Linked DNA regions of Mus musculus: regions 1, 2, 3, 4, 5 and 6 are each linked to region 7. Evidence: chromatin loops called from intact Hi-C (ENCODE). Cell type or tissue: heart. All regions are shown on one strand. Region 1 overlaps Actg2 (actin, gamma 2, smooth muscle, enteric). Region 2 has its middle 39 kb from the start of Clec4f. Region 3 holds the start of Gm21284 (predicted gene, 21284). Region 4 overlaps Gm21284 (predicted gene, 21284). Region 5 holds the start of Tet3 (tet methylcytosine dioxygenase 3). Region 6 overlaps Cd207 (CD207 antigen). Region 7 overlaps Bola3 (bolA-like 3 (E. coli)).

The links. Hi-C counts contacts between places; a loop is a spot of excess contacts. Peaks named below come from ENCODE experiments on the same cell type or tissue, not always from the same donor. Only the 100,000 strongest peaks of a DNase experiment are listed, where the experiment ranks them.
Region 1: a loop joins it to region 7, with 6 times the contacts of the local background. A loop is called at or near these places in 37 of 42 quality-filtered maps.
Region 2: a loop joins it to region 7, with 6 times the contacts of the local background. A loop is called at or near these places in 3 of 42 quality-filtered maps.
Region 3: a loop joins it to region 7, with 2.6 times the contacts of the local background. A loop is called at or near these places in 13 of 42 quality-filtered maps.
Region 4: it touches region 7 in a loop (2.8-fold over the local background); 7 of 42 quality-filtered maps call a loop at or near these places.
Region 5: it touches region 7 in a loop (2.6-fold over the local background); 4 of 42 quality-filtered maps call a loop at or near these places.
Region 6: it touches region 7 in a loop (9-fold over the local background); 26 of 42 quality-filtered maps call a loop at or near these places.

The regions. Positions count from the first base shown.
Region 1 is chr6:83,511,055-83,515,054 of GRCm38, forward strand. Actg2 (actin, gamma 2, smooth muscle, enteric) reads right to left here. Exons shown (of 9, transcript NM_009610.2): 9 at 1,855-2,074. The coding sequence ends at 1,931. Among named protein-coding and RNA genes, the nearest start is that of Dguok, 6.1 kb to the left of the region's middle. In heart, a CTCF peak has its summit at 1,658 (motif pointing left); a DNase peak (open chromatin) is centred at 1,667.
Region 2 is chr6:83,614,783-83,618,782 of GRCm38, forward strand. No RefSeq gene overlaps it. Among named protein-coding and RNA genes, the nearest start is that of Clec4f, 39 kb to the right of the region's middle. In heart, a CTCF peak has its summit at 1,927; a DNase peak (open chromatin) is centred at 1,899.
Region 3 is chr6:83,567,060-83,571,059 of GRCm38, forward strand. It overlaps Stambp (STAM binding protein), which reads right to left. Exons shown (of 10, transcript NM_024239.2): 2 at 3,244-3,460. The coding sequence starts at 3,446. Gm21284 (predicted gene, 21284) reads left to right here and starts at 980. Exons shown (of 8, transcript NR_078345.1): 1 at 980-1,115. In heart, a CTCF peak has its summit at 2,036 (motif pointing left); no DNase peak of the experiment used is centred here; H3K27ac peaks cover 332 bases.
Region 4 is chr6:83,580,995-83,584,994 of GRCm38, forward strand. Gm21284 (predicted gene, 21284) reads left to right here. Exons shown (of 8, transcript NR_078345.1): 6 at 1,636-1,780; 7 at 2,560-2,648. Among named protein-coding and RNA genes, the nearest start is that of Stambp, 10 kb to the left of the region's middle. In heart, a CTCF peak has its summit at 2,107 (motif pointing right); no DNase peak of the experiment used is centred here; H3K27me3 peaks cover 942 bases.
Region 5 is chr6:83,455,951-83,459,950 of GRCm38, forward strand. Tet3 (tet methylcytosine dioxygenase 3) reads right to left here and starts at 442. Exons shown (of 12, transcript NM_001347313.1): 1 at 339-442. In heart, CTCF peaks have their summits at 40 and 802; DNase peaks (open chromatin) are centred at 641, 761 and 1,621; H3K4me3 peaks cover 1,998 bases; H3K27ac peaks cover 2,214 bases.
Region 6 is chr6:83,671,572-83,675,571 of GRCm38, forward strand. It overlaps Cd207 (CD207 antigen), which reads right to left. Exons shown (of 6, transcript NM_144943.3): 4 at 2,675-2,826; 5 at 1,186-1,304; 6 at 1-262. The coding sequence ends at 112. Among named protein-coding and RNA genes, the nearest start is that of Cd207, 4.3 kb to the right of the region's middle. In heart, a CTCF peak has its summit at 2,046 (motif pointing left); no DNase peak of the experiment used is centred here.
Region 7 is chr6:83,354,478-83,358,477 of GRCm38, forward strand. It overlaps Bola3 (bolA-like 3 (E. coli)), which reads left to right. Exons shown (of 4, transcript NM_175277.5): 4 at 3,670-4,000. The coding sequence ends at 3,735. Among named protein-coding and RNA genes, the nearest start is that of Bola3, 7.0 kb to the left of the region's middle. In heart, no CTCF peak of the experiment used is centred here; a DNase peak (open chromatin) is centred at 2,244; H3K27ac peaks cover 391 bases.

The sequences.
Region 1 (4,000 bases), 160 kb after region 7:
TGAGATCACTTGATCCATCATCATGAGGATTGGAGTTCAGGTTCCAGGAAAATGTCACTTGCTAAATTTGTAGGCATTCCCATAGTCTGAAACCATATTTCTAAGGTGGGTGAAGACACGAGGATTGCCGAGGCCTGCTGGTCTCCAGCTAGCTGAGAAAGCATAAACCACAGATTCAGGGAGAGGTCCTGCCTCAAAGAATAGGCAGAAAATGATAGAGGAGGGCACTGGATGCCCTCCACCCTCCACGCACCAGCACACCACATATGCATATACTCATATAGATAGACACTGTCTATCTGTCTGTCTGTCTGTCTGTCTGTATTCTATCAACATATTGAAAGTTTGAATAACCTAGGATGGCATTTTTTGTGATTTTTTTTCAAGTAGAGAAATAGAAGTATGGGGTAAAGGGGAGATACAGGAAGTTGGATGGATACGGAGGATGGGGAGGGTGGGACTAGTCAGCCTGTCCACTCTCCCCTGAGGTGGACATGTGGAGGTTCCTGAGCATTCTTCCAGAGTCAGTCAGTCTTTACCTGTCCTTGAATCTCTGTATGTGTGTTGTGAGATATATATAGTGAATGCACTGTGTGTGTTGTATGTACGTACCGTAGTGTAATGTGTACATTGTGTGTGTTGTATGTATGCTGAGCTTTGCCTTCCAGCAGCCAGTCCCATAGAGAAGTCCCTGAGGAAGCACACACAGGTCAAAGAGCTTTTGTGCTCCCAGGGTGAACTCCCCTACAAATCCCGATTTCAGGATCTGCTTCTGGGAGCTAGATTCTCAGATTGTGCTCCTCCAAGGAGTCTTTCAAACATGTTCTCAACAAGAACTCAAGTGTGAGCTACTGTCCAAGAATTTAAGGTCTCTCCTCTTGGCCACCGGCCCCACTGCCTTTAAGTGAATATGTTTGCAATGGCTAGGGGCCAGGCTGTATTTTCTGGAGCATGGAGGCCAGAACTAGGCTAGGCAGATGAAGAAAAGGACATCCAGCAGAAATGAGGGCCTTTCAATACTAACTAGCATGATGGCCTAGTTGCTAGTAAGCTAGCTGTGACAAGGGCCACTCCATAAATGGAAACCCAAAGGAGTTGAGGTCTTGGGGAAGACTTCCTAGAACCAAGGAAGCTCAGGTATATTTGACACCAAAGTTAGTCTACAATGCCATCTTATTTTCATAAGGTGAGAATAAGAAACTCAGACTTTCAGAAATGTGAGTCCTTATCAGTGATGTGGGGATAATTATAGCACCTACTTCTAAGGAGCAGTGTGGGGATTAGACATGTGTCATGAAGGACTCAAGAGATGGCTCAGTGAGTAAGAGCACTTGCTGCTCTTATAGAATATCTGAACTTGGTGCCTAGCACAGAGCATCCTTGTTTGGTGGCTCACAGTAACGGTAACTTCTGCTCCATGTGGCCCTATGATCATTGTAGGTACCTGCACTCATCACATGCACATATACCCACACAAACACATAATTGCAACAAAAACAACAACAACAACAACAACAACAACAGACTAGAGAGATGGTTCAGTGGTTAAGAGTACTGGTTGCTCTTAGAGAAAACTTAAAATCAATTCCTAGAATCTGCATGGCAACTCACAACCATGTGTAACTCAGGTCCCAGGGGATGCAATGCCCTCTTCTGTCCTTCTTGGGTACTGCACACATGTAACACCCAGAAACACGGGCAAAACTCCCATACACATCTAACAAGAAGGATAATAATAATAATAATAATAATAATAATAATAATAATAATAATAATTCTTGAAAATCCCTTAGCATTGTCTGTGAGACACACATGTAGGAGCATCCAGGAACAAAAGAGCCTCACACAGAGAAATAAGGCTTGAAGGTTTTAATGATCTGTGGCTGGTGACAGCAGTCTTGTGGGGATCCCCAGAGAAGGCCCTCTGACTTTAGAAGCATTTCCTGTGGACAATGGAGGGCCCTGCCTCATCATACTCTGGCTTGCTGATCCACATTTGCTGGAAGGTGGAGAGAGAGGCCAGGATGGAGCCGCCAATCCAGACTGAGTACTTCCGCTCAGGAGGAGCGATAATCTGCAAAGAGAAAATGTGGCAAATTATGACCATCCCCCAAGACAGTGTATAAGAATGGGGTACACTTTTGCATGCTATGATCTCAGATACTGGGGAGCTTCAAAACTAGGTGCTCACATGAGAAGAAGAGTTCTAAACCATCCAGATCAACACAAGATCCCATCTCAAAAAACAGACAAACAACACAATAAAAATGAGCAAGGAGGACCAGAAACCAGAAATCTTCTTAGCCCGTTGCTGAAAAAGGGTAGCCTTTGTGGTCAGAAATGAAAGCTAGGGACTGGAAAGCTGGCTTGGTGGTTAAGATCACTCGTTGCTCTTGCAAAGGACCTGAATTCTGTTCCCAGCACCCACATGGCAGCTCACAATCACGTGTAACCCCAGTTCCAGGGGATCAGAAACTTCCTGGTACCATGCGGTACATCATATAGGCAAATACACATGTAAAATGAATAAATATAAAAATAAATCAATAAGATAAACTTGGAAGATGATTAGACTGTCACTCAAAATGTTCTCTACCTTGCCACATCCCATCTCCTCCATAGAGAGAGGGTTCCTCTGTCCTGGGACTTTTGGCTGTGCCATGTATTGCCTTATCCAATGGGATGCTAGCAACTATGACACAAACAGAAGTGTCCTTGCATAGTTAGTCATACTCTCTGTACCTCTTCTCTCTACGAAAAGGGCTTCTCTGTAGGAGCTGCTAGTCCTTCACCCCTAGCCTTGAAATCTGAGATGCAGGGCTTGACCCGAGCTAGGCAGACCTGTAGAGCTGTCTGCCCAAAGCTGACCTGGATTAGCTAACTTTCGGCTGACGCACAGCTGCAAGCAACTATGCTTATTATGTGCCACTGAGATTTTGTGGGTGTTTGTTACTCAGCAACAGCTGACCAATACCAAAATCAGTAGAGAGAGCCTTGTTGGCCTTTGCCCGGGGTTTGGATGCATGGATACTTTGGGTTCAGTTGGTTCCATTCTCAACTTTGTGCCAGTCCACTTAAACCTTCTTTTGAGCTTTTTTTTTTTTTTTTTGGCAATGACCACTTATATCCAGAGAGCTCTCATTTTATGCATGCATTGTTCATCCCTTCCACATTTCAGACAGCTTTGAACTTCAACGCGTTTTCTAATTTTTGAAGTGCCTAAAGTGTTTTTGTTAGTTCTTTTTTTGAGATAGGGTCTCACGTACCCCTAGCTGGCACTGAAGGCTTGTGTGGCTGGGGATGACCGGATTTCTGATCCTGCAGCCTCTGCTTTTCTAGTGTTAATATTACAGGTGTACTCCCAATCTATCCCTAAACTAGACTGACGATGGACTGACGGACTGACTGACTGTGGGGGCTGTGGAGTGTGGTGGAGGTAAACAAAGGCTGGGATACTTCTGTTGAAGTCTGAGATCAGCCTACTCCGGTCAGGTCTCTCCTTTCATGCAGGTTCTGAGGAGTGAACTCAGGTCTTCAGTCTTGGTTGGCAGGCACTTTAAAAAAATCCTTCTCAAAACAAGGTCTTACTATGTCACTTTGGCTGTCCTGGAACTCACTGTGGAGACAGACTGGCTTCAAACTCAGAAATCTGCCTACCTCTGCCTCCCAAGTGTGGGATTAAAGGCCTGTGCCACTATGCCTGGTTGCTTTTTTTTTTTTAAGTTTTTAAGCCCTCAATTCTTAAAAAAACAGACAAACAAACAAAAAACCAAACTACTAACAATAAAGACCCCAGAAATCCTTGAGAGATCTCTCTGAGTATTTGAAGACCAGAAGCCAGGAGTGTCACCAGACAAATGAGACCCCTTTCCATTAAGTTCCCTGAGATTAATTGTCATCATGAGAAGCATCATAGGGGACACTGCAATCACAGTGGTCAGTAGATCAGAGTTACCTCGTCAAGGTCTAGAGAATGTTCCTGAGAGTTTGAAGTGACAGC
Region 2 (4,000 bases), 260 kb after region 7:
CAAGGGAGAGCTGGACTGCCACTTGTCTGCTTTGAGGCGGCATGGGGACAATGCCCTCTCCCCTTCCCACCCCTCATCACCTGCAGCAGTTGGGAGAGCTGTCTTGAGAACAGGTGAGCTGTCTCTGCCCCTCACCAGCTATAGCACTTGGGAGAGAGAGCAGGCCCTGCACCTCACCTGAGCAGCACAGTGGACCTGACCTTGACAGAGGGGGCACAAGTGAGTAGACCTGAGGATGGAGAGCGAGAGCTGGCCCTACCAGTCTTCTACCATGAGGTGGAGTAGGTGTAGGGATGATGCCCTGCCCCGGCCCCTATCCACCTGTGGTACTTGGGAGAGATGTCCCGGGGGGGGGGGGCAGGTATGAGAGTGGGAGAACTAGCTAGCCCTGCCCCCTCACTACCTGTAGCACTTGGGAGAACATTCCTGGGCAACACAATGGAGCTGACCCTAACGGGGAAGGCATGGGTGAACCAGCCTCTCGTAGGGCCCCAAGCCTTGACTGGGCAGCACAGTGGAGCTGGCTCTGGAGGCACGGGTGCAGGTGAGCTGGGCCCAAGGGCACAAGAGAAGGAGAGTTGACCCTGCCTTCTACCAGTGGCGACCTTGTGTGGCCTAGCCAAAGCAGTCAGGACTGGAGAGCTTGCCCTGGTGGTGCAGATAAGGAAGAGCCAACATGCTGACCAACTCAGCTACCACCCAGATCCAGATCCAGGGCTCTACATTGCCCTATCTCAAAATCTATATCTGCGAATGTTTGGGATTCATGAAAGGGCCAGTCCTGCTGATCCAAACCTGCAGGACCTTCATGGTGTAGGGCAACAACAGAATAACTGGGAGGAGTCCTGATGAGGATCCAATATTGATGGTATTACTACTGGGTTCAAACAAATGAGACTTCTAAGTACTGCCGCTTGGATTTCAGACTCCATTTTGATCGTAAAGTAAAATTAAGTTCAAGTTCCCAGGCTACAGGGGATCTTTCCAGATGGCTAGCCAATTCCCTCCTTACTTTTTGTTGCCCCAAAACATGATTGTTCCTAACCATGAAAGAACAATGGAGTCTGATTGATGCAAAATTGGCACAGATACTTGTGAGTTTTGAACTTAAAAGCTTTGTGACAATCTGGCTTGGGGTCGCGGTTTAGATCCTGAGTTTGTGCTGTGGTCCTGATCGATCAATAGCGGTCCGAGTATAGTAAATTTTGTCATCTGCTTAAATACTTAAGATGAATGTTTGAAGATAGTGTCAGATCCCCAGTCTGTGCTGCTGTCCCTCACTAGTCAGCTTTTGCTACTTAATTCAAATAAAGCCCCTGCTTTGCTGGACTCTTGTGACAGAGTTGTTTTGGATTTTCAGACCCCAACATCACAGAAGCCAGAGACCTCAAACTAGAAGAGTGACTCATTGCAATGAATATTTGCAAATGAAGATGTGCAAAAGTTGTGAGGGCAAAAACGTTCTGAACGTTTGCTCAGAATAGATATATAGGAACATGTCTTTTTAGTGTTCTCGTTATAAGCTCACTCAAGAGCGGGACACAAATGAGCACAGAAATATATACATGAACACGTTTCAGGGAAGGCATTGTGTAATCCCTTCACTTGGAAGCATGTCAGAGGAGATCATGACAAGATAGCGTGTTCTGACATCATGAACTACAGAAAAGTATGTTTCAAACTTAGGGCGGGCTTGGCGATAGTGTGGTGGTAGGAGTTCTTTCTCTGATAGTGTGGGAAGCTCAGTTTGAATAGCCTGCACCGGAGTAAATAGCCAGGCATGGCTGCATGCTCCTGTAACTCCAGCATAGAGGTGAAGGGGGATAGCAGGCAGATTCTGAGAGCTTGGTGGCCAGTTAGGGTAGCCAAAATGAACTTCCCTTTAAGTGAGACACTTTGTGGTGGCACAGCGACATCCACAGGAAATGGTGAGAGTCATGAAGCCAGCTGCTTGTCACAGTTCCAGCGTAGCTAAGCAGACTGCTGCAATTGCTGTCCTGTCTCCAACTTTTGCATTTTGGCCTCTGCGTGTTGCATTCTTGGGGACCTTCTGCGTTATGATTCATTTTATGTCTTTTCCTGAGAAAATTATGTTTGAGTCTTTTTAGGAAAATCCTAAAATTAACTTCATCTGGCCATTATTTGGAAGTCGTCCTTCTGCCTTGGATATCATTAAGTGCAGATAAGCACATAGCCAGATGAGGCCAGAACTCCAGGTGTCTGCCCCTGAGCAAACTCTAACAGCATAATTGGTGAAGGGCAGACAGACAACTGATAAACTCTGACTCGCCAGAACTGGTAACGGATTCAAGGCTCCACTTTACAATACACTTAAGAAGTCTCTGAAAATATAAAGATAGGGAGTCGTCCAGGGTACACCATGGAAGAATAAAACTCAGTAAATTAGATTAAAATAACCCTTCCCTACTTGACAGCACAGGTGATGACACATAGTGAACGAAGTTAGATGTTAGTCTTTGCTGTTCATAAGAAACCTGGCCCAGATGTTTTGTCTGGAGTGCTGTAAAGCTGCCAGCCTGAAAGCAGGCTGTTATACGTGCTTGCTTTGGAGGAGACAGTCTTTAGATTCTTTGAATTGACGTTATAGGCTGATAACATTATTTGTATTTTCTAATTTCTATTGAACATGTAACCTTGGGCATGTAGTGAATAATCAAACACATAATTTGTACTTCTCGGATAATCATTAGTCTGTCTTAGTTCTGAAACCTGTATAAAGAACCTGAGTGCTAGTCAGTCAGAGCTGAGAGGATCCCGACCACTGCCTGCTCTCCTCTCATCTCCCTCTGCACACATGTGGACACACTATGTGCACCCACACATGTACGGGTAACATACAACTTTTACACTTATCTGGAAGCCAGTTTTCTTTCTTCCCAGCGTTGGAAGAGAGATTGTGACAGAGATCCCAGAAGAGTGGAACCTGCCCTTTTTCTGCGTGTCACTGGGACTGGAAGAACTCCATCATGTGGTTACGGAACTTAAGCGCATATTTGTTCTCTACTTCACGCTCTCGCAGAAATCTGAAGTGAAGCTTGCCCTGAAGAATGCTTTGCTCCTTTGGAACTTTTTAACAAAAGCAAAAATGAAGAGCTGGGACAGATAATTGGTTTAACATGAAGTGCTGTCATGAAGCTCCGTTGTGATAGCTGTCACGTGGAAGCCTCCCCAAAGTTTTACTATGTTTCAAAGTGTTAAGATATAAATTGCTTGATGTCAGACCCCGGAAGATTTGGCCCAGCGGGCTAACTGAAGTAGGGCTGAACCTGAGTTTCACTTGACCTTACCCAGATTGTTTCTGCTGACTGTGATGTTTGCAGGAACAGCCACAAGGCAGGGCACATGCAAACACTTGGAATTATGCACGTAGGAGTGAGTACTTTGGGTGTGAACGAAGGCAAGTGCTGCTCCATAGAGACAAAATACAGCCATCAGGACGACTCCTTTGGCTCATTTAAAAGTTTCTCTTCTGCAGTGCGTGGTCTCTATGCCATGATCTCCTACATCCTAGGCCAGCTACTTTATACCACCCAGACTCACAAGGGACTGCAACTTTGAAGAATTACTTTGAGTAACAGATACAATCAGAAAAGCTGTAAAAGCCCTGGGAAATGCTACTTTGACTTAACGCTAGAACACTAGGAACTGCATGTGCTCAGAGAGGATCATCTGGAATGGACTGACTCTGTCCAAAACTCTCCAATGTACAAGAGAAGAGTCCACCATTGGGAAGGTCAGATTTGCTTATATGAATCCAGCCTAGGGTAGGAGCCGGAATTCCTCCTGAATGAAGAAGAGCTCTTCCTTGTTCAGTGTGTGACAATAGTCACACCCTCCGCTCTGCATGAGAATGATCACGTGTGTTATGTGGTACTCCTCTCACCTGCAAAGAGAAAAACAACCTGTCACAATTCCCTAGGGCTCTCAATCCCACCCTCTCAAACCAGTCAGTGAAGCCCCGCCCACCCAGTAAGTGATT
Region 3 (4,000 bases), 210 kb after region 7:
CAAGTCCATAGGTGTTGTTACATGTGCCATATGGGACATTATTATTGTTATTATTCATGTGTGTGATATGTGTGTGTGTGTGTGTGTGTGTGTGTATGCACGTGCATGCAGCCCTGCATGTGCCACAGTGCACATGTGGAGGTCAGAGGACAGCTTGTGGAGTCAGTTCCATCCTTCCTTCACGTGGGCTCCAGGGATTGAATACCATACTTGCGTGACAAGTACTTTACCCATAAGACATCTCTCTAGCCTGCCATTAAAAAAATTTTTTTTAACTTGAATTCCTCCCTTCTAATGTCTGAGGGAAAATGATCATGAACAAGTATTTTTGTATAGAAACAGTTCACTCAGAAAGTCATGAGGACAGTCAATAAAAGATGCACTAAGGATCCTTATCTCATATTTTCTGGTTTCTGAAGTTAATCATGGAAGAAGAAAGCCTGAGCACGGGAGAGCCCTTCTTTGGTCTATAAACCCCAATCCCAGTAAACGCCTTCAATATGGGTGATGGTTAACTTTCGGAAGGAGGATTTGTGTTGGAGGAGGCTCACACAGTACAGCACACCAGGGCTGCTTGACTATTCGGAGTCCCTCCTGTGCAGCCTCCTGATGCCCATAAAAAGCTGTGAAAGAATCCACAGGCTGCCTTATTGTCTGTGCTCATCATGAAAGTATGTACTGATCCCACATGCTGGAGATCTTTCTTCTATACTGGGGTCTGCAAAAGGCAACACATTCCTTCAGCAGGAAAACTACTACCAAGAGGGGAGATATGCCTGATGTCATTAAGATGCCTGAACCACGCTGGGAGGAAGGACAGACATGCCTTTTAAATCCCGAACTAAAGCATCCATGAAAGGTCCAGAACAAGATTCTCAAGAGTGGGGGAGGCCGAAGGGTGGTGATGTAGATGCCTACCTCCAGGCCCCTCCCCCACACTCCCGCTGTATGTAGTAACTGGTGAAGTGAGCCACTTGGTGTAACCTGGCAGGAAGACATCAAGTGAAAACCAGTCTGAGCCCCACTGGGCTAGCACTTCTCAGCAGCCACCCGCCTGTCATTTCACAGGCTCAGAATCAGGGTCTGCAATGCAGGTGCCATGGCGGACACTGAAGGTAAGATAGCTGCATCTCCTGCTTCAGGCTCAGTCAGCACAAGGCAGTCCCACATCAAACCCCAAAGCCAACAAATCAAGCAAACGAGATGCATGCCCAAGCCAATGCACGCCCCAGCCAATGCATGCCCCAGCCAATGCATGCCCCAGCCAATGCATGCCCCATTAGGTTCGGCTTTGTTCACAAGATCTCTTTATGGAAAAACCTGCTCTAGAATTTGCCCCCCTAAAACACAGTACACTTCTTATCTCCATTCAATGACTTCCTCATGATTTTACTTTGTATCTCTACAAAGAGCTGTCTAAGCTGGGCGTGACGGTGAACATTTTTAATCCTAGTAGTCAGGGGCAAGAGCACCTGTGTGTGAGGCCAGCTTGGTCTATAGAGTGAGCTCTAGGACAGCTATGGCTATGTTGAGAGATCCTGTCTTAAAACAAAACCACCCCCAAAAAACAACCCACCTCCCCCCAAAACCTAAAAAACTAAAACAAAACACTCAAAAAAACAAAAAAACAAAACCCTAAAAGAAATAACACCCTCTACCACCAATCAAACAGACACCAACCTGTCTATTGCAGGGTTTGGCAAAGTAAAACTAATGGTCTAAATCCAGCTAGCCATCTCTTTTTGTACACAAGGATTTCTTCCTTTTTGTTTTTGTTTGTTTGTTTTTTATTTTTGTTTTTCCAGACAGGGTTTCTCATTTTGGCCCTGGCTGTCCTGAAACTCACTCTGTAGACCAGGCTGGCCTTGAACTCAGAAATCCGCCTACCTCTGCCTCCCAAGTGCTGGGATGAAAGGCGTGCGCCACCACTGCCCAGCTTTTGTACACAAGGAAACAAACGAAAACAACCTAGACGAATCTAGACACTCAAGTTTGCCAAAGCTAAGGGAGGGGTGCTACTGGCACCTAGTGGGCACAAACCAGAGAAGCTGCGAACTTCCTCCACCACAGAAATCAGCACAGAACCATTCCCTACCCTGTCAGGACTGTGCTTGAGGAGGCTGACAAGCCTGGTGTGTCCTGACTGATGCACTGATAAGAAACTCGGCATGGTATGACTGATGTTCGTGTGTCTGTCTGGGAGGACACACGTGGGGCTGGGGAGAGTGTCTCTTGTAGGGACAGGAATGGGGAGGGAGGTTTATTATGGTCTCTACAGACTGCCTCCTGTAAGTCTAAATGGAAAATTAAAAAAAAACAAACAAACCCATGCTTTGGATGGAAACTTGAAACATGAGCCGTAAAACCTTGGAGGTGTCACTGCAAGCTGAAACCCAAGCGCATTCTTAAGCCCGAGTTTGCTCTTCTGTGGAACAGAATGGGGGTGGGGGGCGATGCACCTGCTTTGCACACACCACCCCATGAAGATCAGTGAGATGATACCAGGGGGAAAACCCTCTGGAGCCCCCAAGTTCCTCTGAGTCACCGGCAGCTGTTCAGGTCCTGTTGTACTAAACTTAGGACTGGACGTGACAAGCACGACCTTTACCACACCATCCCCTCCCTCAACCACACACCTCTCCTGTCGCTGGGGCTCTGGGAGTCATTCCCTGGGGTCCGCCTTGAGATCTTGTATTTACGCTGCCCTCCCAAGCGTGATGAACTAACAGCCCAGGAAAGGTCTCACTGTGATGAGTCACACAGACAGCAAGTGGTCCAGAGTCACCTGGAGGCTGTGACTACAGCAGTGGCTAAGAAGGAAACCTCTTCCCTATGCCATTCTGAAGGCCCATGGTGAGCACAGGAACCTGGGCTCTGCCACACACCAGCAGTGGTCCTGTAACCACCTGCCTGAGCAGAGAAAGGGCAGTCAAAACACTCTCCGATGCAAACACGTCCCGCTTACCGGCTAACTCTTTTGTCTAACCACTGGGACATGCAGTCTCAGCCTGAGAACCAAGCCTTCTACTCAGGAAACTCTTAAGTCCAACACCACCACCTTCTGTCCCTGTGCCTTTGAATGGCAAGGATGACTCACACGTGAAAGTTGTCTGGAACCCGATCAATGGTTGACAGTGTCAAGGACCCCACTGTCAGCAACTGTGAGAACCACAGGTGAGCACAGGGGCAGAGCACAAGGGATGCCAGGCACAGGACCCAAAAAGGCAACGGTAGCTGTCTTACGTGATGTACTTGTTGTAGAGGATAAAGGCATGTTCAATGTTGCCTTCTTCCGAGTAAACGGACGCCATGCGGATGATCTCAACACCGGAGCGGTAGTAGCGACGGGGTGGAATGTCTTCATTTAACTCAACTGCACTCCCAAGTTGGGACAGAATCCTCACCCGGTCTTGGGGTGGGAGGCTCACATCCCCATGGTCAGACATTGGACAAATAAGTTCTGAGACAGAAGAGAAAAGACAGGTAACATCAAAGCCAAGGCCGCAGCTTCCCAGCGGTCAGAACAGGATGAGCTCTCACAAACCTCCCAAGAAATTAGACAAAGAGGCAGCCATGGTGGAGTACACCTTTAATCCTATCACTTGAGGAGCAGAGGCAGGTTAGATCTCTGAGTTCAAGGCCAGTCTAGATTACCTAGCAAGTTCCAGGACAGCCAAGGCTACAAAGAACAACCCTGTCTCAAAACAAAAACAGAATACGAAATGGACAAACAAAACATTAGAGAAAATAAAACACTACATACACTACATACAGGTTCTGATCAACAAATTATCCCTCCTGGCCTCATGAACACCCAAATCTTGATTTGAGGACTGACACAGGTAAAAAAAAACAAAACAAAACAAAAAACAAACAAACAAAACAAAAACAAAAACAACAAAAAACAAAACCAAAAAAAAAAACAACAAAAGAAAACCAAGCTTGTCCTGCAATTTGATGGTACAAGGAACACAGTCATTAACAGGGCACTGTGGGTTGG
Region 4 (4,000 bases), 230 kb after region 7:
TGAGTCACAAGGAAATGCCAGTGCAGGGCCCTGTGTGCTTTAACCACAGAGGAGCTGCCACTCAGGCAGGGCTGGGAGCCACAGCACAGGACAGGGACCAGAGACGCCTGGACTAAGCTGTGTGCGCAGTGTAAAGCTCCACAGCATCGTCTCCATCTGCTGAGGGCCAGGCTGAGAGAACTCTGTGTGCAGTGAGTAGGGAGTCAGCCCATCTTCTTTCTACACAGTGAGCACAGGACACGTGCATGGTGGGGTCCATGTGGAAAACTTGGTTCTAAGTCCATCCTATATAGTGACTTGTCTTTTAGAGAGAGGGTCTCATGTAGTCCAGGCTGGCCTTGAACTTGCTGTCATGAAGGATGGCTTCCAGTTCTTCTGCTTCCAACTCCCAAGTTGGGAATCACACTGATGGAGCCCAGGCAGGGTCCTATGCAGTGGCTCCCGTTCCCACAGCAGCCCCACGAGGGTCTCCTCTAGCTACTGCCATCCCACAGAGGAGGAAGCAGACATGAGAAGCTGTCTCTCCCAGCCACAGAGACTAAGATGGAGCTGACCCATCTCCTTGTCTGGCACAGCCCCATGAGGTAAATTGACTCTCTGGTAGCAAAGACGGTTTCTAAAGCAGATAATGTAGGGGCTCTGCTATTGTCCAGACAGATGGACAGGGCCAGACAGAAGCTGGCCAGAGCACCTGTGCAGAAAGCTCTCAGAGCTGGGAGAGCCATGGCTGAGGGTGTGAATGCTCAGGTGACTTCCAGAGGTGCACTGGAAGGTGCATAGACAGGGTGAGGGGACCGAGACTGCAGTCCTGAGATCTGCAGCAGATCTGAGAGGGAAGACTGCAAGACAGGCAGGGCTTTGGGGAGGCTCAGAAGGCAATGGAGGGCTGAGGAGAAGGCAATGTGAGGCTGAGGAGAAGGCTCAGTCAGTAAAGTGCTCAACTTCAGGAGCCTGAAGACTTGAGTCTGGATCTCTGAATTCCACGGAGAAGCCAGGCACCGTGTCTAACCTGGCCCATATGGCAAAGTTTCTAGCCATTGAGAGACCTTGTCTCAGAAATTGGAAGGTGCCTGAAAAACATCATCCAAGTTTATCCTCTGACCTCCAGGGCTCTCTCTACTGGGTGTGGTACAGGCACAGAGGTAGGGATGGTCTTGGGCCTGATTGGTCAAGAAGTGTAGCACAGAACTAGAGTATGGAGTAATTGGGAGTGGGGCAGGACACGGGCGTGGGGACACTTTCTTCAGATCTGCCAGCTGCCCTCATCGGGAGTTCCCCATCAGCGTGAACTCTCTAGTAGCTAGCGCAGGAGTGGAGTTGCAGAGCTGAAGATGGCAAGTCATAAGGAGAAAGCGAGTGGGAAGATGCCCGTGAGAGAGCACTGCATGCTGTTCTCAGGCTGCTTCCACCCGCCATGGGTTACCACAGAAAAATTCCAGACCCTGTGTGAGATGACCCCAGTGTTCTTTTAGTCAGGGAGGCCCGAGGCTTCCAAAATGATACAGGCTAGTACTCTTTTTATTGGTTACCCACCAGAAATAGATAAGACCCTACTGTCGAGGACACCACAGCTTGGTCTTGGCACATAGAGAAATCAGCTAAAACTGACTGGTGCACTCCCTCCCTACTGCCCAGCTCTCTCTGTGCAGGATGGCGGTAAGCACACTGCCGGGAGAAGACAGTCATCAGCGCTCTGCGGCAGTCCATTCTGTATGCTGCAATGCCCACCTGCTGGAGACGGTATGCCCATGAATGCAATCATGGCCTGAGAGCTAGGACGGTAACCAAGCACTGTCTGGATGAGTTTTGGAAATTTCACAGGACGGAATCCATGCCTGGTGCTGTAAACCTGGTCCTAAGCTCATACGCTGGGACATAAAGGCCCAGGGGGAAACTCGATACTGTCATTTTTCTAAATGCACGTGTTGTCAAAATGCCCCCTACACGTTTATGTTCATGTCCATAGATTAGTGCTGCTCCCCGCCAAACAATCTATAGCTCCTTGCATGCTGGAATGCATGGAGGCTGGGGAGGAGTGCTGTGACAACGTCTCTTCTGGACAGCAGGAGGCCATTGCACTCATGAAGCTCAGACACTGTGGTTACTTCCACTAAAGCTCCACAAGGTGGAGCCCTTCGGCATTTTAGCACGCACAGAACTATTGATAGTTAATTTGGGAGAAGAGTCATTTTCTTTAGGGGTGTAGAGAATGGGAAGTTGCCTAGGACCTAGTAGGACCCCCAAGCGTGTACATGCAAGAAACCACAATTAAACTCAGTGTGTTGTTAAAAAACAAAAAAAAAAAAAAAAAAAAAAAGGGGAGCTGGCAACTTGGCTTCATGGAACAAAACCCTTGACAGCAAGCCAGACAAGCAGATTTAATCCTGGGAATTGATGAAGAGCAAAGTAACATTTAACAAGCATTGAATAAGCTGGTGGATTCCATACTTTGTTACTTCTTTTCCCCATGTTACTGGGGATGGAATCCAGGGCCTCAAGCATGCTGAGCACATGCCCCTAAAGTGTACCTTAGTCTCACTTCCTTCATCCCCTCAACAGCCCTGAAAAGGACATAGTACCAGTACCACCAGATACCATCCTCTCAACAGCCCTGAAAAGGACATAGTACCAGTACCACCAGATACCAGGTAAAAGGGGTGGGAAGGATCAGTGCTCTTACGGACAGTAAACAACCAGGTTGCAAACCAGGGAAAACCCATTTCCACTGCCCACTGCCCACTGCTTCCTAGATACACGGTCATTATGGATTTCTGGAAGGGGAGTGGTGGGGCTGAACTTCCAAGTGTGGTGATGAACCTATCAGCTCAGTGTCCTGGCTGGGAACCTGGCCTCCATTTCTTGTACAAGGACAGGTATGCAGAAGAGAGGTGTGTCCTGTTTGTGGGAACTGAACTCTCTCAGTGGGCAGAATGATATTTCTTTCAATCCAAAAGGTGTCAGTATAAACACTCCAATTCTGAAATAAGAAAAAGCAGATGTGCAGTAGGTAGAGAGGCTCCCAAGTATCCTCCCCCGCTTTTCCATCTTTTCTTCCTTCTTTCTCTTCCCTTTCCTTCTCTCTCTCCCCTCCTTCCTTGACTCTCTTTCACTCCTTCTGTCTCTTCTCCCTTCTCCTCTCCTCTATACAACTCTTCCTTCCTCTTCTAGAGTGTGTGTTCCTCCTTCTGTTCCTAGACATTCTGGTCATCGTCATCTTTGTTCTTCTAGTCCTTGCCCTCATTCTCCTCGTTCCCACACTCGAGATCCTTTCATCCTTTCCTACCTATTTCCTTCTCTTCCCTTCTCTTCCTCTTCCTCTTCCTCCTCTCTCCTGTATGTCAACCCCCTCTCTGTCTGTCTCCACCTCTCTAGATCCCTTTCTTGCACAATGACCTGACAGAGCAGAGGAACTCAACAGTAGAGATGACTAGGAAGAAGAATCAAGCAAAGAATTAGGTCTTTTCAGATCAGCATATGAGAAATAAGAGCGGGAAATGCTAAGAACAGAGTCACTACTCCCTGTGGGACAGCATCCAGGGTTCATAAATTTATTTTATTTATTTACTATGAAAATGCATGATCAAAAAGGTTTTGAGTGTTATTTACTTCACCTTTGTTTTTCTTTGGCTCTTTAGTTATCTAAAAGCTAATATCTTTAACTATAGCTTACTTGTGAGTGTATACAGACTAACAATGTAGTTTATGACTCGCTGAACAGCCATGTGCATACACCACTTAGAGAAGAAAACAGGACCCTGGCAGGAACCTGGTCCACCTTTCCCACTTCCTTCCTCTGAGACTGATCCCCTCTTGCTCCCACCATCCCTTCCTCACTGTTTTTAGCGTACACCCCCTAAGTGTGCCTCCTGCCATGATTCAGCACTGCTTGGGTCTCACTGTCTTCAAATGCAGTGGTTAGGTATGTAACTTCCTTGACTTAACATCTGCGAGGTTCATCCCCACTTGCAGAGTTCTCACTCTACTCAAAAGCACCACAGTT
Region 5 (4,000 bases), 100 kb after region 7:
GACGGAGCCCCGCGGGCTACAGAGAAGGGTGACCCGCGCCACCAAGGGGTGCGGGGAGGGGGCGCGCTGGGGCGCAGGCCAGGCTGCGCGCGCCGCCACTGCCGCCGCCGCTCCGGCTCCTTTGTTCTGGGGCCTCGGCTGCTCCGCTCCCGCTGCACCGCAGCCCCCGCCCCGCCACCCCCACCCGGCAGCACCGCACGGCCACCCGGAGCTCCTTGCCGGGTCGCTGGCTACCCTGCTGCGCCCACCATGGCCGTGCCACGGTCCCCGAGCCGCCCCTCCCCCCACGCACTGCCCCTCCCCCACCGCGGAGCCGGAAAGCCACCGGCTGCACCGACCTGCCCGCCGCCTCCGGGGCGGAGCGCACAAAGGGGCAAAGTTTCCCAGCCTGCCGCTGCCACCGCCGCCACCGCCACCGCCACGGCCCAAGGTGTGCGCCTCCGGGAGCGGGAGCGCCCAGCCCAGCCAAGCTCGCTGCGCGCGCGGAGTCCCCCCCCCCAACCCCCGCCCCAGCCCTGGCCGAGCAGGGGACGGCGCAGGAGGAAGGAAGCAGCGGCGGCGGCCGCGGCGGCGGCAGCAGCAGCAGGAGCAATGAAGGCGGCCGCGGGACTCCCCGCCCCCCGCGCGCCGCGGCACGTGCTCGCCCGGGGACTCCCCCGCCCGGGAGGGCGCGCACGTGCGGTCCCGCCGAGGCTGGCCGCTAGGCCCGGGACCGCGCAAGAGCGGAGTTCCCGGGGAGGGAGCGAGGCGCGCGCGGGCCGCCCGGGTTTTGCACCTGCAGCGCCTCCCCAGGCCTCACGGAGGGGCCCTCCTGAGACGCGGCTGTCCCCGCGGGCTGGCCCTTTCCCTGCCCTCCGGCGGGGCCCGCAGCCCAAGCTGTCGAGGAGGGGCGGGGCGGGGCGCGGACCTCCCCAGCTAGGCCCTTGGCCCAGCCGCCTGGGTGTCCCCACTTCCTGCCACTCCCTGCGAGCTCGGGACGGCCCCACGCTCGCCCGACTGCCCCGGAGCCCGACCGACCCCCTTTCTCCTCCTCGGCTGCCTCTCAGGCCGAGGCAGGACAATAGGGGACATCGCGCGTTTGCGTACCGAGTCAGCCTGACCGGCAAGAAGTGGGTGCCCGAGGGCAGAGACCGAGCGCCCGCTGCACGGCATCCGCATGAGGGTCACAACCCAGCGCCCTGCCCTGGCCGACCCTACGGCTCTGCCATCGCCAGCCTTCCAGGCGCTGCTCTCGGGCTCTGTTGCACATCTAAAACAAAGACTAGTCCGAGACCCCCGCCCTGCCTCCCAGAGGAGAGGGAAGGGGCGCGTCGCAGAGAGGAACCCAGGCAGATTCGGGATGGGCTCAGTCACCGAGGGCCCAAGTCCTCACCGAGGCATAAATAATGCAGACACTTTGAAAAAGTCACCCTGGGCTGTGTTCTAGGCAGGCGGTAAGGGACAAGACATAAGAGTATTTCCAACTTGCCAAACTGTCCATTTCTCTGTGCTAATTCTCCCCCATCCCTCACCTGTTGTTACTGGCCAAGTTGAAATTCCAGGTTAGATTAATTCAGCTCCACCCTTCTGATCTGACTGCCAGACTAATGCCCACAGCTGCCTTCCACCTACCGGGTTGCTGTGGAGAAGGGTAGGTCTGTACCCTCCCTACACAAGGGCAAGTCATGGCAGAAACAGACACTGGGTGAACTAGCCCGACCAGTTTGGGCGGTGCTCACCCAGCCAGGTACCTGGCAGGCGTCCTCATCCACTGAACTTAACATCTCAGCTAGAACTGGAAAAAGAGCATTTGGCCCACTGTGTGTGTGTGTGTGTGTGTGTGTGTGTGTGTGTGTGTGTGTGTGTGTTGCGGGTGGGTAGGGAGGGTTAACTGATCTCAAACAACACTCGCTGTCCAGAAAGCCGTAGGCAGTTAGCTGAAGCTGCCGGAGTTGTCTGGGACTTCCCTCGGGCATGCCTGATATTTGACAACCTGTTCCACTGTCCAGCTTGTCTGCCGAGTGTGTGGTGAGCATGGCTACTTCCTACCACGGCCTTTGGATGTACCCAAGAGTTTCTGCCCAGAGGAGCGAAGAGTAGAAACAGCAATATGGAGAAGTTGTGGACTTGGCACACATATGCACTCACGCACACACTAAAAAATAGGTGAATGATTAAAAATGTTTAATGTCACTTACGTGGCTACACTCCTGCAGATAATGCAATTTACCATCCTCCTTTCGCTTGCCTATTATTTGATAGACGGGCTGGATGTGAGGTGAAGAAAATAGCTTGAGTATTAGAGATGTCTGACTTCCAGACTCGCCTCTAGCACTGGCAACCTTGAACTGGGTACACACCATCTCTCAAGAGCACCCAGATAAAGTACTTAATATCGGTTTCACTGAGTGACAAATGATTCTTATTGTTAACGATAGAGCCGCTTTGTGAGCTAAGTATTGTCATTAGGTCAGCTGGTTACTGCGCTGTGGAATCAGAAGCAGAACAGAACAATTTGTGATTTCTCCGGGTAATTGGCGGCAACAATTAACCAATCTATCCTGCACCTTCCATGGACCTCTTTGGCTCCGGTAACCTGATGGGATGCTGGTGTGTGCTGCACACCAGGATAGAACACAAGGGATGCCTATGACCAACGTATGGAGTGTGGAGTGAGCAGGTTACCCAGCTCATAAGCAGAGCTCAGATGTGGAGGAGCTCAGGGGGTCAGGGGGTGAGATGAAAGAGGTGTCAGAATAAGCCTTGGGGCACATCAGCTCAAGAGCAACCAAGCCAGGAGACATAAATTGAGCCACTCAAATGGAAGGAGCCAGGCCTGGCAAGAGAAACCCCTCGCACCCCCACCCCCACCCCCCTTGCAAGTCGTCCTAGTCACTTCTCTCTCTGGAACTTCATGTCTCAAGGTCTGTTGCTTTGACCCTGCTCCCCTGTTTCAAGATTTCCTTCCCTGAGAAGTAAAAGCTTACTCCTTCCTCCTAAGGTCCCAACAACAAACCAAAGCACAGTTACGCCAAGGTTTAACCCTGGGAACCCATGACAGTACTGGACTCACTTACAGCATATTGTTGAGGGGTTTCTGGGAGGAACATGTGCGACCCCAAAGCAGCAGCTGTACTTCACCTAACAGGAATGATGACATCGGCAGCCAGGAGCAGGGAAATCCCTTCTGATAACTTCACCAGCTTATATACTCTAGCACCTCCCGTTTGCAATTAGGGCAGACTTGACTACAAATGGCTGGAAGGAGGGGCTTGAAGCTCAGGTGAGGACCAATAACCCCCTACCCTCCCCAACTTCTGTATGGAAATATCAACAGTCAACAGCTGGATCTTGATGGTCTCTTGCAAGCAGGCACAATTTGTCTGATGCAAATGGTCTTTTTTTTTTTTTTTTAAACTCTCAGGACTGAGTTACAACATAGCCCTTCTATCTCATAGATTCTTGAAAACCCTTCAGGTCTGGACATAAATGCCAATTCTCCCAAGAAGGTTCCAGGAACTCAGATGCCAGAGTTCCTCCCACTTCACCCACACTCCGCCCAGAGAACAGTTATCAGTGTTATAACTGTTTGCATATTTTGTTTTGAGACACCAGACCAGCTCTGAAGGGCCAGGGCCACCCTGTTCTTTCTCCTCTGTCACCTCAGACCTAACACCAGATCAGCATGTGTTGAAGGAAGAAGAAACAGGTCAATAGCGCCAACCGATGAAGTACCCCAGAAACATTAAAGATCCACAGGCTTCCAAGCTTCTACCCTGACGAGTGTCCAGCCTGCCCAAATCCTTCAGGGGCCCCACATGAAGTCCAGGTTCTCAGGTCTCTGCCTTGGGGTTTCCAGCCTTCTGTGCTGTGGCTTTCTTCCCACGCTGCTCAGGCCAGATGAGCAGCTGAGGAAGATGATGAGCAGAACCAAAGTTGTGTGCAGGGCTCTTTGACAGCTGCAGACCACGAGCTGCAGCTCCCTGTCTCCTGGGAGCTTTGAATGCTTCAGTTCATCCTA
Region 6 (4,000 bases), 320 kb after region 7:
CAAGCAAGAAAAAAACGTAAAGTACAGAGCAATCTTGGAGCCTCAGGGAGAGAGACATCTCTTCAGCCAGGTCACTGTTGCCCCACAGATGCCGAGCTCAGGCCAGATCTGTCATTCAGTTGTTTGGACGTAGGGCCTCTTGCAGATGAAAAGAAATGTATTGTCACAGGGACCATCGTTCCAGCACTTCAGGGCAGACACCCTGATATTGGCACAGTGCTCATTGTTCCCTGCGTTGTTGGGTTCACCTGGAATCCAGAACCTATCAAGTGAGAAAAGAAAGCAAGACACTCTGTGCACCTGGTGGAATGCTTCTGTAGGATGAAGGAAGCCCTGAATCCTATCCATAGCGCCAAATAGACAGGGCACGATGGCACATGCCTCTCTCCAAGCACTCAGGAGGTAGAAGCAGGAGTATCAGAAGTTCAAGGTCAACCTAAGCTACAAAGCAGCTTTTCAAGCCAGCCTGAGATACACGAGATGCTGTCTTTAAAATCGGTTATTTTAGAGGCCAGCAAGATGGCTCGGTGGGTCAGAGTACCTGCAAGCAAAGCTGATAACCTGAGGCTGATCTCCGGAATCCACATGGTAAGGAAGAACGGACCTGGACAAGTTGTCCTCTGACCTTTACACACATGTAACGCATATATCACGTACACACACAATAATATAAATAAATGAAACTTCGGATAAGTTATTTTAACCCCGGTTTTCATCCTGGCTGACAACACTGCAAGGTTTTGCTCCCAAACCTAAAAAGACCTAAGAGTTGAAATAGTCCTTCAACTCTAAGCTCGGGACTGGTGAGATGGCTCAGTGGGTAAGAGCACCTGACTGCTCTTCCGAAGGTCCGAGGTTCAAATCCCAGCAACCACATGGTGGCTCTCAACTCTAAGCTCCCTGCTGTGCCCCTAGCCTGCATCTCTCAAGGCTCCCATGAGTCTATACTGCATAGGCCTGGACTTGGGTCAGATCCTCACCCCAGCTAGGCAGAAAGGCTGGGTATCAAGCCATATAAGACACGGAGGTCCCTGACTGGCCCCAGGTACCAATGAGCAGAAACAGCTCCACTCCATTCCAGTAGTGCCACTGTGCAAGGACAAGGACAAAGCAGAGCCCTGTGTTCATGGGGATTCACCATGGAGCAAGCCAGGCTAAGAAGGAGGGCACTGCGGACTCACTCACCTCCTACTTTGCTCCTTGTTGAATGATGTCTGGTCCACCCAGTACCAGTCCCCTTCGCTCCCTGCTTTGGTAAGTCCAATCCAGTGTGGAATTCCATCTGCTGCCTTGTAGAGAAACTTCTGTGGGGAACACAGAGTAAGTGAGCAGAGGCCCAGCCCCCACCACTCCTCTGGGTATCTACCTGGTGGGCACTCTTCATTTGTGCACAGCCCTGAATCTAATGATGCCCCATGAGAGCTGCCGATTTGCAGGTGCAGCATCTTCTCTCGGCGCCCTTCCTGGACCCAGAGCCTGCTTCCAATTCTGGTTGCTCTCAGTTTATCAGCTAACAAACTTGGAACTCATGCTTTCTAGTGAGGGGCTAGAGGATATGGGAGACTGAGCCTGCCAGGCACAGCAGCAGATGCCTGTAATCCCTGCACTTTGGAGTCTGAGGCCAAGGGATCAAAAGTTCAAGGCCATCCTGAGTTATATACTGAGACCCTGTGTTGAAAAAAAAAAAAGGCTGAAGATTCAACTGAACTGCAGACAACGGATATCAAGGGGATTGCCTGAATGTAGTACCTAGATTGCATGAGCCCTTAATTGTACCGGACACTAGAAGACCTCCATTATTCTCCCTGGCAGGCACTATTTCACCAATCCAATTAAAAGAGGGTCTGGGAAATTTCCCTAAGGATAAGTTTTCTGCAGAACGTGACACTCAGCTAGAACAGACCCTGGGCCTTCAACTGCTCCATTCCTGTCTCTTGGATTAATAAGCCTGGTCTACAGTTTGCATCACCAGGAAGGAGGCTTATTACAACCTGGTGCATCTTAGTGACAAGGATTTCTATTGTCTGCCATGTGGAATGAGCGCCCCCTCCTGGCCCTCTTTGAAGCTAGCTGATTATGTGGTTGGCTCTCCCTGGAGACGTGAGCAGAAATTACACTAAAGCAGGAGCTTTAAAAGCCAGTGAAGCTTGTTGCGTCCCCTTGCTTCAGCAACTTTGGATGTGTGTTGAAATAACACACATCCTCCTTTGGCTTAGGCCCTTGATACCCATATCAAGCAGACCTGTTATCCCTTGCAAGATGTATAGTGTACATGAGAAGTAAACTCTGAGGGGTAGGGGGTGATAAGAAAATGACCAAGTGGGCAGGAGTACTTGCTGCATGAGAACGAGGATCTTACTTCAAATCCCAGCAACCGTATAACCCCAGCAGAGACAGAAGGTCGCTGGAACTCGCTAGCCCATTAGGCAGTACTTGGGAAACGGGAATGTAACAGAGTGATAGAGCAGACATTGGATATCCTCCTGTGGCCTCCACATATGCACTGAAACCACACACACACACACACACACACACACATTCACACACACACACATTCACACACCCCCACAGCACACATTAGGTGGTGCACAGTTAAGGATTTTTTGTTATTGTGGCAAACTCCTGCCCAGCCTTGTTGGCATGCCCCTTCGCAGGGCCGGATGCTTGCACTCACTTGTTCCGATTCTGAGGACACTGAGGTCAGGTGAGCTTTTCTAGAAATACAGAACTGCTCTGCGCTGTACCAGGTCTTTGGGGTGCGTGAAAAGTAATAGAAGTTCCCCGAGAAATACTTCCAGCCTCGAGCCACCATCTCCAGAATGTCACCTGGAAAACAGGGGCTGAGGTAACCGCGGTGCTCCGGGTTCTGCTTTGTCCTGATGGGATGGGGTGTTCAATGGGATCCTGGGGACAACAGTGAATGAGTCCAGGCTCCAGGGTCCTTGAGTTCCCAGTGTCAGGAATTGGGACCCTTCCACTGGGACCCTAAAAGTCTGAGATTTGTGAATAGAGCCTCTGAGGCTAGACAGGGACAGTGGCAGGGAAGGAAGATATGACAGGAACATGGGGACCATCACCCTGGGCCCTGGCTCACAGTAATGAGCATCATGGGAAACAGCAAGGTACAGGCCAAGTGAAACGTATGTTATATTAGTAAGATGTCTCCGTGTGAGCTCAGTGAGGCTCTGCCCACTTTGTCTGGAGACAGGCTGGCCCCTGGCTCTGTGACAAGGAGGGAAGACGACAGAACAGTCCAGCCATGGAGAGAAAGCTCAACTTGGAATTCCAGTGGACTGCCTCATCTTCCCCAGTCAGTTTCTGCTGGATGTTTGTAAGCTCCTGATTTGATGACACCACCTTCCAGTCATCACATTTGCTGTTTGTTCTTTTACTTGAAAGCCTTACCCTAAGTGATCCTCTGCTCCTCAGGGACTCTGTCAGAAAATCCATCAGAAGGCCTCAGTGGGCCTTCCTCAGTGGGTTTCTGCTAGAGGCTTTAATGCCCAATTTGACGTTTTGCTATATCAATCTATCACCTATCTATCTGTCTCTCTGTGTCTATCAATCATTTATTCATCCATCATTTGTTGTCTATTCTTTTTTAAGATAGATTTATTTATTATATGTATATGAGTACACTGTAGCTGTTTTCAGACACACCAGAAGAAGGCATCAGACCCCACTACAGATAGTTGTGAGCCACCATGTGGTTGCTGGGAATTGAACTCAGTACCTTTGGAAGAGCAGCCAGTGCTCTTAACTGCTGAGCCATCTCTCCAGCCCCTGTTTATTCTTTTATTTTTAGCTCACTACATATTTAATAAACTCACTCACTCCAAACCAAGTATGTGGTTTTTTTCAGGCCACACAGAATGCCAGGGCAGACTAGACTCCCAATGCTTCTACATTCTGCACCTTAGTGTAGAGACCCAAACTACTGCTCAAAACAGGTAGGGGCTCGCGGCCCCTGGTCAGCCTGCAGGCTGATCTCATTTACTTA
Region 7 (4,000 bases):
CGTACTAGATAAGTGCTCTACTGACTGAGGTATGGCCTTAACCTGTGCTAGCCAGGGATTTTTAATAGGATGTCCGTCTGATGCTGACTTGGTTTGGACTCATGATCTCTAGCCACTCCGTCCTGTGCAGGGTTATAGACGAGTTCCAGTGTGCCTGGCCCACTCACGTGTTTTCTGCGGTCACATATGGAGAGGATTTGCAAGCATAGACAGTGCTAAATGGTTCTTTGTAGATTTCTGCATGTGTGTGTTCCTCAGTGGGAACCCATTCTGACTTTGACACTGGGCCTTTTTCTCTGAAGTCACCCTCTGGACATCTGGGTTTGGTTTCACACATGGAGGTCTTGTGTGCAATCAGCTGGCTTAGTTTTTTGAAAAGAACAGATCTGACCTTGATGTCACATATCATTTACTGTCGTTGAAGGTGTCTCCCTCCTTCTGCAGTCACCCTCCCAGCTGGCTGTTTCCTGTTGCTCTCTCTTTCGTCCTCTGGACCTTGACCCTGATTGAGGCCCTGGCCTAGGTTCCCTTCTGCACCAACTCAAAAGCTGCTTCCTACCCCCATGGCTGGGCTCCAGAGCCCTTCCATCTTCTGACTCCCTCTTTCTTGAAAGTTTGTATTTTGTACTATGATCAGGGCTGGGCACACATGCTACAGCACACATGGCCACAGTACAACTTGCTTCCACCCTGTGGGGCCTGGGGATTGAACTCAGGTCACCGGGCTTGCTGTGTCACCTACCCTCCAACTCCTGCTTCCAGCTGCTGCCGATTCTGACCTGCGTCCTGGCTACATGCACTCCTGACACCTGTCGGCCCTTTGCCATCCTCATAGCTTTGTACCTTGGCTCTGGCACCTATAGCCCCCAGGCAGGCTGTGATAGGGCAGCAGGCAGTTGGGCGTGGTCTCGAGACTTAGAGCACAGGTAGACTAGACTGGGAAGACCTGGCTGATGGCTTTGCCCACAGCCTGTGCCACTTGAGCTGTGTTCTCTGACACAGGCTGCCTGGTGTGACTGGACTCTGGGCCCTACCATGCATGCCTTGGCCTGCAGCTAGAGTTGCTACTTTCTAGGTTGTGACCCTGAGAAAGTTATTCAACCTCCCTGTGGCTTAGTTTCCTAATCTGTAACACAATAACTGGGATCGTGCATGCCCCAAAGGCTCTTGGGAGTGGTGAGCACCCACACAGCTTGACATAGTAAGGCCTCCATAACTGTACTGTGTACACCAGGCTACCTCTAGGCAGTTTCCCTGTTTTCCCTTCTTACATTGCTGCAGGAATGCCAGGATTACAGTTCTGCCCTTTTTACCTAGGTTCTGGGGGTCAGATTCAGATTTGTCAGGCTTGCTTAGCAAGAACTCTTGCTTTTTTTTTTGTCTCTATTATTTCTTCATCAGTGCCTCTTGCCTTTTTCTTTGTGTCCCCAATATCCATGATAACACTGTGCACAGCCATGCTCAAACGTGTCTATCTAAGATGCATCCTTTTTAGACAGGGTCTCACTGTATAGCCCTAGCTGTCCTGGAACTATGTAGTAGACCGGTGGCCTTGAACTCACGGAGATCAGCCTGCCTCTGCCTCCCAAGTGCTGGCATTAAAGGCCTGCATCAATGATTGGCCTTCAAGCTGCATCTCCTTGCCCCATAGTACTTTGTTTTCTGAGTCAATGTTTCATAGCCCAGGCTGGCCTTGAACTCACTATGTAACTGAAGAGAACCCTGACCTTTTTTTTTTTTTTTTTTGGTTGTTGTTGTTGTTGTTTTTTCGAGTCAGGGTTTCTCTGTATAGCCCTGGCTGTCCTGGAACTCACTTTGTAGACCAGACTGGCCTCAAACTCAGAAATCCTCCTGCCTCTGCCTCCCGAGTGCTGGGATTAAAGGCGTGCTCCACCATGGCTAACCCTGAACTTTTAAAATTTGTTGTCAAGCACTGGGGGTTGAATGCAGCACTTTATCTGAAGCCCCATGACTGCTCCTCCATGACTTAGGGTACTTTAACCAAGCCCAGGTCCCAACCAGAGCCTCAGTGTCCTTAGCTATCATGATGCCATGATTCTCCTGTGGCTGTAGCAGGTAACGTGTGACATTAACGTGGGTTGAGGGGCCTTGGGAGGCTTCCCAGAGATCAGAGGGAGGTGCTGGCAGGAGGGAATGTGCACAGTGGACTGCAGAGCCCCCAAGTATCCTCCCTGCGGCCCATATTAGCACAGATGCAAAGACAAAACTAGCCACTAGGGGGCAGCGTGGGCCTGCAGCAAGCCGAGGAAAGGCGCCCAGTTGTGTGATAGGCTTTTCCAGGCTTTTTCTTATCTGCAGAGTTGAGGCTTCCCTGTGAGTACAGAGCATGGCTCATGGGCTCCCAGCACAACAGCAGGGTCAGATAGGAACAACTGACACCTGCTGTGGCCAGGACCACAGAACATCTGGGTCTATACCCTGACCTATTTACTCACTTGCTGACTTTGGACCAGGGGTACTCAGTGTTGTCTTATCCCTACAGCCCAGATGTTGTGTGTGTGTGTGCACACATGTGTTCGCTGTGGCCAGAGGTCACAAGCAGAGGTCAGCTACATAGGCAGGAGGTCAGCATCAGGTGGCCTTCCCATTCATTTCTCTACGTTTGAGGATTCATTCTTAGTTTATGTGGATGAGTGTTTTGCCTGCATGTATGTTTGTGTGCGTGGTGTACTCAGGGGCAAGAAGACGGAGTCAGAGTCCCCCCAGGAATAGAGTTACAGAACCCAACTAGTCAGTTTACTCCAGTTTTGCAGCACCAAGTGCTGTTAACTGCTGAACCAGCCTTGGCCTCAATTTTGATTAAGTCTTGGTTTGGGGTCTTCCTTTATTGCTGGACTGGACTCCTGAGCTCAAGCTGCCACCTGGCCTCACCCTGGCAGCTGGGCTGAGGTGTGCTGCACAACAAACTTAAGAATTACTGAATGAAAACAATCGTAAAGGGAGCTGGGTGCTGAGCTCTAATCCGGACACTGGGGAGGTTGAGGAGGGCAGATCTCTGAATGGACCATGTTCTACATAGCAAGTTCCAGGCCAGCCAGGGCGATGTAGTGAGACGCTGCCTCAAACACACACAGAACTGCAACGGGGAACTGCAAAGAGGCTTCGAGGCCAAACGTTCGTGTGCAAGTGTGACGCCCAGAACCCACAGAGCTAGATCCTGGTGTTACAGATGTGGGGGACACACCCAGGGTCTGTCAGTGCTAAGTGACCATGGTAGCCCTCCTATAATATGAGCGCCTGGAAGGCAGAAACAGGCAGTCCCTGGAGTAGGCTGGCTAGTTGACTGGCCTGAACGGTAAGCTCCAGGGTTAGAGCAACCTCTGCCTTGATATATAAAGTGGAGAACAGTCACACTCAGGCCTATACACACACACACACGCACACACACATACACATATACATACACACACACACACCTACACACACCTACACGCACACACTCATACTCAGCCCCCCCCACATGCAAACACACACACATACACACATCCCTATACATATGCAAACACACACCACAGACGTAGGCAAAAAATATTTTGAAGAAAAAATTGCTTAAAATACGTGCAAGTATCCTTCAGACAGAGCCATGTAGAATACTGTACAGCCAACGTAAAGTCACAAGAACTGACCATGGTGTCTCTTTCTCCTCAGGCACTAAAAGAAGAGATCAAGGGCATGCACGGCCTTCGGATCTTCACCTCTGTCCCCAAGTGCTGACAGCTGACTGACTGCTCACGCTTAAAACCTGGAGTGCACTTCGCTCACAGCAGTATTTTAGAAAATCCCTGCCCACCTACAAAAATATCTATTTTTTGTTCATAGACATTTCTATATTATAATTATGGGAGATACATTGTCTATTTAGAGTTAATTAAAGTTCACAGGTGCCTCCTGCTCAGAACAGATGTGCCATGCTTCAGGTGCCCCCTTTCAGAAGCAGTGACTTTTGCTCACACTGTTGGAGTCTCTGTACAGTTCATCC